2 separate regions of the Homo sapiens genome follow, and region 2 is linked to region 1. Evidence: chromatin contacts called from ENCODE Hi-C or POLR2A ChIA-PET data. All regions are on one chromosome and are shown on one strand. The core of a region is the stretch at or near the end of the contact, and the rest is flanking DNA. Distances in the headings are between cores, read along the strand shown.

The links. A loop is a pair of places that touch in the nucleus more often than their neighbours do. ChIA-PET counts read pairs that join two places held with the same protein, here RNA polymerase II (POLR2A). Pooled maps may share reads with other maps.
Region 2: a pooled map shows a loop between it and region 1 (3-fold over the local background). The contact joins the promoter of SNHG7 here to the promoter of PTGDS in region 1. A Hi-C loop is called at or near these places in 1 of 50 pooled maps. POLR2A ChIA-PET finds 5 or more read pairs at or near these places in 6 of 52 experiments (A673, AG04450, HEK293 and 3 more).

The regions. Positions count from the first base shown.
Region 1 is chr9:136,974,174-136,979,984 of GRCh38, forward strand. PTGDS (prostaglandin D2 synthase) reads left to right here and starts at 3,331. Exons shown (of 7, transcript NM_000954.6): 1 at 3,331-3,519; 2 at 4,820-4,959; 3 at 5,050-5,126; 4 at 5,773-5,811. The coding sequence starts at 3,406. It also overlaps LOC124902312. RefSeq lists an enhancer at 4,391-5,370.
Region 2 is chr9:136,726,316-136,730,985 of GRCh38, forward strand. It overlaps SNHG7 (small nucleolar RNA host gene 7), which reads right to left and starts at 1,869. Exons shown (of 5, transcript NR_024543.1): 1 at 1,566-1,869; 2 at 731-771; 3 at 1-101. LOC124900276 (cuticle collagen 2-like) reads right to left here and starts at 1,869. Exons shown (of 5, transcript XM_047424334.1): 1 at 1,566-1,869; 2 at 731-771; 3 at 1-101. SNORA17A (small nucleolar RNA, H/ACA box 17A) reads right to left here and starts at 564; the gene lies at 432-564. RefSeq lists silencers at 1,617-2,296, 2,450-2,619 and an enhancer at 3,067-3,216.

The sequences.
Region 1 (5,811 bases), core at 2,081-4,580:
GAGAGGTGGCCGTCCCCCATGTCAGTGAACACCCAAACAGACAGGCACAGAGAGGAGGGCTGGGTGAAGAGTGGGTCCCATGTGCTTTGAGCAGCTCAGAGATGCCCTGAGGAGGGGCTGTCCCACGTGGCCCGTCCACTCAGGCCTCCTTCAATCACAGAGCAGCTCCCTTGACGCAGGGAGGCCTTGGGGAGAATTTCTTGCCCCTAGAGGAGCCCTGAGCTGCCCCCACCGCACCCGGCCCTGGTCTCCCCGGCTACAATCTCAGGGGTGCTCCTGCTCTGCCCCTGACTTGTCCAGAACACTCCACAGCGTCTCAGTGATCCCGGGCACTGCCCTTCCCTATGGAAGATCCTCAGCGGGGCAGCTCTGGCAGGAGTGAGCCTCTGGGGCCGTGAGGCTTGGGTACCTCTGAAAGGTGGGGTGTAGAGGCTGCCCCTCCCCAGTCCCAGGCTGGGGGAGTTGATCCCAGGCTGCAGGTGGGTGGGGCTCACGAGGTCCCCATGAGTTTATTTGAGGCTGGTGGACACTCAGTCGAGCTCAGCTCCCACCAGTCACTGGGACAGCCTCGGCCCTCAAGGGCAAACCATTGGTGGGGATGCTGGACAGGGTCATCACTGCCCCCGGAGGATGCTGGCCGGGGCCCCAGGGTGGAGACAGCTTCCCTCCAGGAAAAGGTTGGGGTCAGTTCTGGGAGCTTAGGCCCAGGCCACCAGGCTTGTCCATGACCTGCCTGGGCCGCAGGCAGGGGGATGGCCTTGGTGACCTCTTAGGGTGGAGGCCAAGTCTTTGCATTTTGTGACTCAAAGAGACTGGTTCCCAGAGAGCAGGGTGGGGCGGCCAGCCTTCTTCCTGCCCAGCCCTCCGCCAGGCTCCACTAAGGTCCTGCCTGGCAGCCAAGCTCAGAGCAAAGGGAAGGGCACAGAGAGTGTGCAGGGTGGTCCTTGTCCCTGCCCAAGCTGCAAGAGGCTCTGCGAAGGTCCCTCCTGCCCCTGTCCACCTTGCACAGTCCTAGCCGGGGGAGGAGGGGAGAAATCTGGCGTGCCAGGAGCTGGCAACTGCCCAGCCCTTCCTGGATGTGGTGAGAGATGAATCTCCAGCCCTCGGGTGGGCCCAGGTGCACCCATGAATCAGGGCTCGTGGGCAGCTCCCACTCACTGGTCCTCACTCAGCCGTGTCTGGGGAGTGTCTCTGACCACCTGCTGGCCATCTTGACCACAGGGACTGAGGAGTCCGTCCTGAACCGAAGCATGATCCTGTTAGCTCTTCCAGCTCTCCAGGCGCCAACGACCATATGGTCTCGGTAACGACTGGTCAGGGAGGAGAAGGGACATGGGACCTGCTGGGCTTTCTGCAGCCCACTAGAAAATGGGGAAGAGGAGGGGCTTGGTCCCTGTTCCAGGCACTGGGTTTGAGGGCTGGACACCCGAGATCCCTGGGAACCCCTCTGGCTATGGGAGGACCCGGCCCCATCAGACTTCAGAGTCCCTCCCTGGCAGGTGACCCAGGCCTGCCCAGACGGAAGCCATTCAGACCCAGAGCCACGTGTCCTGGGTCTCCCTGCCCCGGGCCACCCGCCACCACACCCCAGAGCTTGCTCACCACCGGGAGGCGCTCTTGTCCTGGACCAGCCTAGCCTGGGTTGGGACCTCCAGCCAGGCCAGTCAGCGAGCCACCAGCCCCACCAGAGTGGAATGACAGCCAGGACTCAGCTGGCAGCGGGCAGGAGGCCAGTCTTGTGGTGATATCCCAGCCGCAACTCTCTTCCTGCCCCTCCCCTGTCCTGACGGCAGCCCCCAGCTCTGTAGCTGAGCCAGGCTTGCGGGCCACGCGGGGTCCCGGGTTTAGGCACCCCACCCCTATCTGTTCCAACAGACTCTCCCTCTCAGCCCATGGCACAGATGGCATCTGAGCTAGCAGCACGCTGCTGCTTCAGGCAGGGGTTGATAGGAGGTCCAGGTGGAGGAGTGGGTTCTCAGGACTGCCTTGGCCCCCCTGCACCGCTGCCCTCCTTCTCCCTGCCTCTCAGGTGCCTCCCGGCTCCCTGGGACTCACTCCCTCACCTTGGCCTCTGCCTGGGATGCTACCCGGCCACCCCCACCAGCCCTGACACCAGTGCTGCCCACTAGCCCCTGCTGCTACATAGGCATGCGCCTCCCCCAGTCTGGGCTCCTTGACCCCCGGGCACTGGGGAAGGGGAACAAGGAAGCAGTCCACACCAGCCCACTCCCAGGGCTCGTGCGCCCCCAGCAAGGGATGGGCCACAGAATCCAGGAAGAAGACGGGCTCCGGCCCCCAGTGGTCGCCAGCAGCCCCGTAGAAGCTCACCACCCCACCCCATCCGACTCACTCCTGCTCTCATGTACATTTCCCAGCTCCCCACCCGGGCTCACCTTCAGACCAGCGGCAGCGCTCACCCACCACGCCTGCCAGGGAAGCTCAGTCCCAACAGAATCCAGAGAGGGCCCACCACATGTGCCTGCCTGTGACGGCCTGTGACAGGGCCCCAGCCAGGGCCAACGAGCTGGAGGGGCCCAAGGAGCTGGGTGCAGCGCTGGGGTAACAGGACAGCCCCACGGGGTGCTCCCGAGTCTGGACCAGACTCGGGGTGGGGAGGCCCAGACTCGGCGGGGGGCAGACTTGGGGTGGGGGGATTGCTGGGGGAAGTTGGGGCCTCTGGCAAGGGATAGGGCCTGTGCTCAAGCCCAAAGGTGCCCCAGGCTGAAATGGGCACCCAGGGGTCACTATCAGAGCCCCAACAGCTGGCCATGGGGGAAGCCATGCCCAGCAAACCTGGCCCTCGGGACCCTGCGGGCCAGATCAAGTTTCTCTACCTTGGCCTGAGCTTCTCATCAACACTTCACTTGCTGGGCGTTTCAGGACCAAACTCTCAGGGTGGAAGTGGGGCTTGTGTCCCCTTCTGGGGTGGCAGGGCTCGGAAAGGGAATGATGGTAGGGGCTGTGAGATGTGGGTCCTGGCCCCCAGTGGGAAGTCACCAGAGGCCTCGGAGGCGGGCATGGCTGAGGAACACAGCCCCTGCCCTATCAGGGCCGCTGGGTTGGTGGGCCCTGCCAGCAGGAGGAGGGTGGGCAAGGTCCCTGCCAGCTCTGTCTCTGGGACCAGTGGGCAGGGGCCTCTGCCTCACCCCCACGCTGCCTCAGCTGGGGCAGCAGGCCCAGGCCTCTTGCATAAGCGCCCTGTGGGGGACGAGGCTGCAGCTGTGCCTGGCCACCCCATCCCCCAGCATCACGAGTGTTCAGTGGGCTGTCCCCGGGCCCTGGGTGGAGGCCAAGCCTGGCCCATAAATAGGGGTCTCCTCAGTGCCCTCCGCTCCTCCTGCACACCTCCCTCGCTCTCCCACACCACTGGCACCAGGCCCCGGACACCCGCTCTGCTGCAGGAGAATGGCTACTCATCACACACTGTGGATGGGACTGGCCCTGCTGGGGGTGCTGGGCGACCTGCAGGCAGCACCGGAGGCCCAGGTCTCCGTGCAGCCCAACTTCCAGCAGGACAAGGTGAGGGGCTTTCCTGCGTCATCCCCAAGGGCTACAGGACCCTGTCAGGGGAAGGGCACTTTCCGGCTGGGTCTTCCCCCTGGGAGGAGTGAGCGAAGTCCCGCAGTGCCGGGCAGTGCCGGCCAGGGACTGAGCGGGCGCGCAGGAAGGAGGCTGGGTAGCCGCCCGAGGAGGCTGCCCGCGAGAAGCCCTCCCTGGGCACCGCGTCCCGTCTCCCCTGATGGGCCACGCAGACACCGGGCCACACACGCGCCCACGCCAGCCAGACACGTCCACCCCTGTGGGCACGCGACCCCCAGAGGACACACGAGCGCACGTTCCACACCTGGGTGCCAGGACACGGGCGGGTGGGGCACAGGGATGGCGACAAACACTCCGTGCGCGGTGGGGGTTGGGAGGGACGCGCACCGCACAGACAGCCGGCGACGCGCGCTCTCGCCCGGGAGCTGCTCGGGGAAGCGCCGGAGCGCGGGTCCCCGCGCCGCGCGCCCCTCCCTGGCGTCGAGGAGAACCCCAGCGGTCCGCAGAGCTGAGCCGAAGACCCGCCCCGATCCCCGCCAGGAATGCGACGTCCTCTGCCGCCCGCTGTATGGGCCAGGCGCTCAGCCAGGGCACAGAATCGGGACCGGGGGCGGAGGGGCCGAAGCTGGCTGGTGGGCGGCGTGCGAGGGTGAGGGACTGTCCTCGGGAGGGGCGTGGCCAGACGGGGGTGCTGGGTGTCAGGGGCGTGGCCAGCTTCTGGGGCTGAGGCGTGAGGGGCGGGGCCATCTCCGGGGGAGGGGGAAGTGGGGCGTGGTCATCTCCTGGGGCGGGGCGTGAGGGGCGGGGCCACCTCCCGGGGCGGGGCGGGGGCCTGATGGGCGTGGTCAGCTCCTGGGGCGGGGACGTGAGGGGCGGGGTCAGCTCCTAGGGGGGCATGGGGCGTGAGGGGCGCGGTCAGTTCCCTGGTTGTGGACATGAAGGGCGGGGCCAGCTCTTGGGGCGGGGTCGTGAGGGGCGTGGTCAGCTCCTGGGGCGGGGATGTGAGGGGCGGGGTCATCTCCTGGGGCGGGGATGTGAGGGGCGTGGTCAGCTCCTGGGGCGGAGATGTGAGGGGCGGGGTCATCTCCTGGGGCGGGGATTGAGGGGCGGGGGTCAGTTCCTGGGGCGGGGCGTGAGGGGCGTGGCTGCTCGGGGGATTGGGCGTGGGGGCGGGGCCGGGTTGGAGACCGGAGGAGTAGACGGCAGAGGCGCCCCCGCAGGTAGGCGCAGGTGGGTCCGGAGGGTCCTGGCCGACGCGGGTGGGGGTCGCTCGCCGCAGTTCCTGGGGCGCTGGTTCAGCGCGGGCCTCGCCTCCAACTCGAGCTGGCTCCGGGAGAAGAAGGCGGCGTTGTCCATGTGCAAGTCTGTGGTGGCCCCTGCCACGGATGGTGGCCTCAACCTGACCTCCACCTTCCTCAGGTGGGACAGCGGGCAGGTGGGTTTCTGGGACGGAGAGGTCCAGGGACACCCTCGGGCCTAACCCCTGACCCTGAGGTCACCCACCTACAGGAAAAACCAGTGTGAGACCCGAACCATGCTGCTGCAGCCCGCGGGGTCCCTCGGCTCCTACAGCTACCGGAGTCCCCGTGAGTGGGGCCTCCACCGGCCCCCTGGGCCCAGCCTGGGGGCGACACTTGCCGGGACGACTCTGGGCCAGCCCCCTGCCGCGGAGATCCATGGGGTGGGAGGTGATGGCTGCCCCACCAGCGTCAGAGGCAAAGGCCAGGCCTGGGCGTGACTACCCATGCACAAGTGTTAGGGACAGAGAGACCCTTCCTCCAGGGGGTTGGATCCTCTCTGGAGCCCACCATTGTCTTGTCAGGCCCCTTCCCTGCCCTCTGGAGTTTTCCCCACATAAGCAGCCCCCCAAGGCCCCTCCATATGCCTCCTCCCAATTCTCCTCCCCAGGACCCAGGGGTTTCCTCACTCCCACCTGGGGAATGGCTCCCACGGGGAAACCTCTTCACTTCCGGTTCTGGCAGCGACTTCTGCGGCTGCACCAGGAATCCTGGTTTTCTGAGCCTGGCTCCCCCAGATTCTGGTTTGGGGACAGGGTTCACAGGCTGTGCAGGCGAGAGCAGGGCACTGGCTGGAGAGCAGCCGGGTGGGGGAGCATCCCGGGCCAGCCGAGGGGCTGAGTGCCCCCAAAGCCCACAGGTGCACCCCTTCCCTGAAGCAGAGGTGAGGTTTGGGGGGCTGAGTCCCCGACAGGGTTGTCTCTTGGGTTCCCAGACTGGGGCAGCACCTACTCCGTGTCAGTGGTGGAGACCG
Region 2 (4,670 bases), core at 619-3,118, 250 kb before region 1:
TCAGGGCTGGTGCTGGTCAGCCTGGTCACTCTGGCCAGTGCTCACACTGGAAGTCCATCACAGGCGAAGTCACCTCCTTCCCGTGTTAAATAACAAGAATGCTTGGCAAAGAATCAAGAACACAAGCGGCTGCCGTTACTGCTATTAACCGAGACGCCAGCAAACCCTTCCCCAGTCCTGTCCTGCGTGATCCTGACACGGTGTACGGCATGATCCAGCGCGTACCTCACCTGACCTGACCGATCCTCACAGGTTCTTAAAACTCACTCATGAAGGCTGCTCCTGGTGAAGGCACCCTCCACCTTCCCACTATCCCTTCAGACCCCTAGAGGCCAGCCTAGCCCAGCGCGAGAGTTAGAAAGCCCACTCACAGGGCCCACCCTCTCTCCCAGATACCAGCGAAGGAAAACAGATGCCTGTCCACAAAACAGGAGTGTGAGACTATCAAACATTCAAACGTTCACGGGGCAGAACGCTGAGCGTAGACATAGCCTCTCTAATCTCTGCCACCTAATGACACAGATGTGACACGGCAGCCACAGCTGCAACGCCTCTAGGGGCAGTGTCCTGTTGAAGACTAAATAATCCGTTTTTACTCCCCTGGAGACAGCTTCTAGCCTCAATGTGAACACAAGACCGACTGGTCCCTCCAGTCACTTAAGATGTTGCACAGGAGGGCTTAGTTACATTGGAGGATTGACCCTGTTCCAGCTCCAATGCACCAACTTACCCAACACCCCACGCACGTGTCATCTCCAGTGAGCAGACGTCCTAGAGAAAAAAAGAAACCGCAATTTTGTATAAATCTTGCAAACACCACAGAGGAGCATCACATAAACACTGCGTTTTTTGGGAGGCCGAGGCGGGCAGATCACTTGAGGTCAGGAGTTCAAAACCAGCCTGGCCAACACGGTGAAACCCGTCTCTCTAAAAAAAAAAAAAAAAAAAGTTAGCTGGCCTAGTGGCTGGCGCCTGTAATCCCAGCTACTCTGGAGGCTGAAGCAGGAAAGTCGCTTGAACCCAGGAGGCAGAGGTGGTAGTGAGCTGAGATCGCGCCACTGCACTCCAGCCTGGGCAACTGAGACTCTGTCTCGAAAAGAAAAAGACTGCGTTTTGCTGCATCTGGTCTCCAGGAAGGCGGACCAAAGAAGCTCCCTGCCACCAAAAAGCTCACTGTCACAAGGGCCGTTCTAGAAAAATCCGACCCATGTTACTCTCTCCCCTTACTCTACGCTTAATTTGCGGGAGGGGAAGTTGGAGTTACAACACAGTGGCCACGAAACGCGGGCTGCTGATCCCCTGCAGGTATCAAGGGACCAGGACCACGAGGCGGAATGCCCACCAGACAACCGAGCAGTCCTCCTCCCGCCAGAACAGCCTCCCGCTGAGCAGCCACAGTGACAAGGAAACCACCTGACGCAGCATAAGAAATCAATTTTTCAAAGATGCCGACAAACATCTTCCCACAGCCTGAGCGACTCAGGGAAGCAGCGGCAGGAGCGGAAGGGTCGTGGGTGAACGGGGTGCCTTTCTCTAAGATCCGAATTCGCGCACTCAGCTCTCACCAGGCTTCCCGAAGCTTCCTGGCTGGAAACCGCGCAGGGCCGGCAGCGCCCTCTCCACCAAGGGACACACCAGCGGCGCCTCCTCCGCGGCCCGGGCCCCCATCCCGCGGCTCGCGCGGCCAGGACGCCCCAGGTCGGAGCCTGCCCCCACCCCGCACCCGGAGGCCAGCAGCCCAGTCCCCTAGGCCGCGCAGCGCCAGCGAGAGCGAGGCTGCAGGGCGAGGCCCGGTGAGGCGCTCGAGAACTGGCCGGGAGGAGAAGTCAGGCGGCCCACCCGCCACGGCAGCCTCCGGCGCACGCAGAGGACGAGAAGGGAAGCGCCGCGCCTTTTATAGCGCGTACGGCGGCCCGCAAGAGTCAATCCGCCCCGCCCAAGCAGCGCCCCCCAGCGGTCCCCGGCCGTTCAGCTCCCCGCGCCCGCACGTGGGCGCTGCTCAGTGGCTGGCGGGCGGGCGTGTGGGTTCGCCACGCAGAGCAGCGGCAGCGCCGTGACCCGTGTCCTGCACCGCGACCGCCCCACGGGGCCAGCAGCCAGGGCCGCGCCGTTTCCGACCCGCCGGGTGCCGGGCACGCCACGGACACGCGCGGCTCCCCGTTTTCGCGGAGGATTCCCAGGCCGGGTCAGGAGGACGCTCCACGAGCCCGTGGGTCCCGGTGGTCCCAGCCATTGGGGCGGCTCCCGTGACTGTCGAGCAGCGCCCACCCCGGGCAGCATGGGGCTCCCGCGACGCGCTCCGTCCCTTCCCCACCAGGGGCTCTGCCGGTGTCGGCCATGGGCGCGGGTACACACCAGGCGCCTAATGAGTGCTGAGGCGGGCGAGGGTCCCGGCAGGCGGGATTACCGCGGCCAGGCCTGACTAGCGCCCTGTCTGCGCTGTGTCCTGGGACCTCGGTCACCGCGCAGGGCGGGACACCGAGGCCTCGCGGCCAAGCGACTCGCCGCGGTCGCCGGGCTGCGAACGGTGGAGCCGCCGGGACTCGGACCAGGACGCGAGCTCCAGAGCAGGGGATGACAGGCCTGAGCCGCAGGGGCCGGGAGGAAGGCCGCGCTGCTGTCCTGGGGCTGGGCAGCCTCCGCATTGCACAGCGCAGACCGCTCTAGCCTTAGGCCTGGAGGGGACACCAGGAGATGAGGCTTCTGGCTCAGCCTGCTCTCTGCAGCCACAGGCAAAGGCCAGGAAGGCCGGGGTGCGGGAGCTGGCATAGGAGCTGGCTCCAGCTCGGGTACTGGCTTAGAGGGAGCAGGAGCTGGTGATAAATTCAACTCAAATTTTCATTGCCTTTGCAAAGCCAGAAAACACCCCAGGGCTCCTAAGAAAAGCCCCAGCGCAGGACCCCAGGACACTTTGCAACTGGGCTGCAACTGCGCGGTCTGAGGCTCCTCCCTGTGTGGCCCCACCAGCAGGCTGGGTTCTAGCTCTGGTGTTGGGGCTGGAGCTGGCACCACAGCAGGCTCCACCTCCAGAGATGGTGCAGGCTCTGTCCTAGCACTGACACGGTTGTTGGAGACAAGCTGGCTCTGCCCCGGGGACCGATGCTCTGGAGCTGCCTCTAGCTGTGTTGCTGTTGCTAGTCTTTGCCCTGGGAAAAGTGTCAGAGCTGGTCCTAGCTCTGGATATGGTGCTAGAGCTGGTTCTTGATTGGATTTCGCTCTAGAGCTGGCAGGAACTCTGGCTCTCGTTCTGAAGCTGGTGCAGGTCTGAGATGGCTGTAGCTCTGGAGCTGCCTCTAATTCTGGTTCTGGTTGTGGAATCAGCCATCGCTTTATATCTGGTGCCAGCTCTGGCTCTGGAGGTGGTGCTGCAGCTGGCCCTTCCTCTGAACCTGGCACTGGCTTGAGGTCTACACCTGGAACTGGCTGAAACTCTGGAAGTGGTTTTGGAGCCGGTGCCCGAGCAGTCACCGGAGGTGGCACCAGATTTGGTGATAGAGCTGCCTCTGTTTCTGGAGTAGGTGGTAGAGCTGGTGCGGCAGCTGGAGTGAGATCTGGAGTTGTGCTGGCTGTGGCCATAGTTCTTGAGCTGGTACAGGAACCCGCACTGGTGTGAGCCGCGGTGCTGAAGCTGGGCCTGTAGCTGATGCTGGCCCTGGCTCTTTTTCTGAACCTGATGCTGATATTTGGCCCTAACCATGCAAATGGTTTTGGAACTGGTCCTGGCTAGAGGGCGGATGCTGGAGCTATAGTGGAGCCGGCACAGAAGTGACCAGAGCTGCCCCTGTCTCTGGGTGTGCTGCTGGAGCTGTTGCTGGAGCTGGCTCTGATCCTGGAACTAGCACCCGAGTTGTAGCCGGAGCTGGCTCTACCTTCTGAGCTGGTGCAGGAGTTGGCTGTAGCTCTGTAGCTAGTGAAAGCTCTAGCTGTGGAGAGAGGGCAAGAGACATCTCCTCCTTCAGAGATACTGAGTCCATTGCACCCGACCCAGCACTTGCTCCATGCTGCGGGGTAGATCTACCAAGCACTTACTGAAACCAGTATGCATAGCCCCGGAGCAGACCATGACCTGCTGAGACCCAGGAGAGGACCTGAGCCCCAGCACCTGAGAGAGGAGCTACCCCATGACAGTGGGGTACTTAGAAGGTGGAGATGTCACATCCCCTGCCCCAGGTCACATGACAGAGGTCAGAGGGTAGGTAGATGGCACTTCTGTGCAGGTCAGCCCAGGCTAGGTGCGGTGGCTCACGCCTGTAAGGCCAACACTTTGGGAGGCTGAGGCGGGCGGATCACCTGAGGTCAGGAGTTCATGACCATCCTGGCCAACATGGTGAAACCCTGTCTCTACTAAAAATACAAAAATTAGCCGGGCATAGTGACGCAACCCTGTAATCCCAGCTACTTGGGAGGCTGAGGTGGGAGAATGGCGTGAACCCGGGAGGCGGAGTTTGCAGTGAGCCAAGATCGAGCCTTTGCACTCCAGCCTGGGCGACAGAGCGTCTCAAAAAAACAAAAAAAAAAATTCTGGAGAAGATGATGGGGGTGATGGTCGCACGACAATGTGAATGTACTTAATGCCACTGGAGTGTGCACTTAAAAATGGTTAGGGCAGGCCGGGCGCAGTGGCTCATGTCTGTAATCCCAGCACTTTGGGAGGCCGAAGTTGGGCGTAT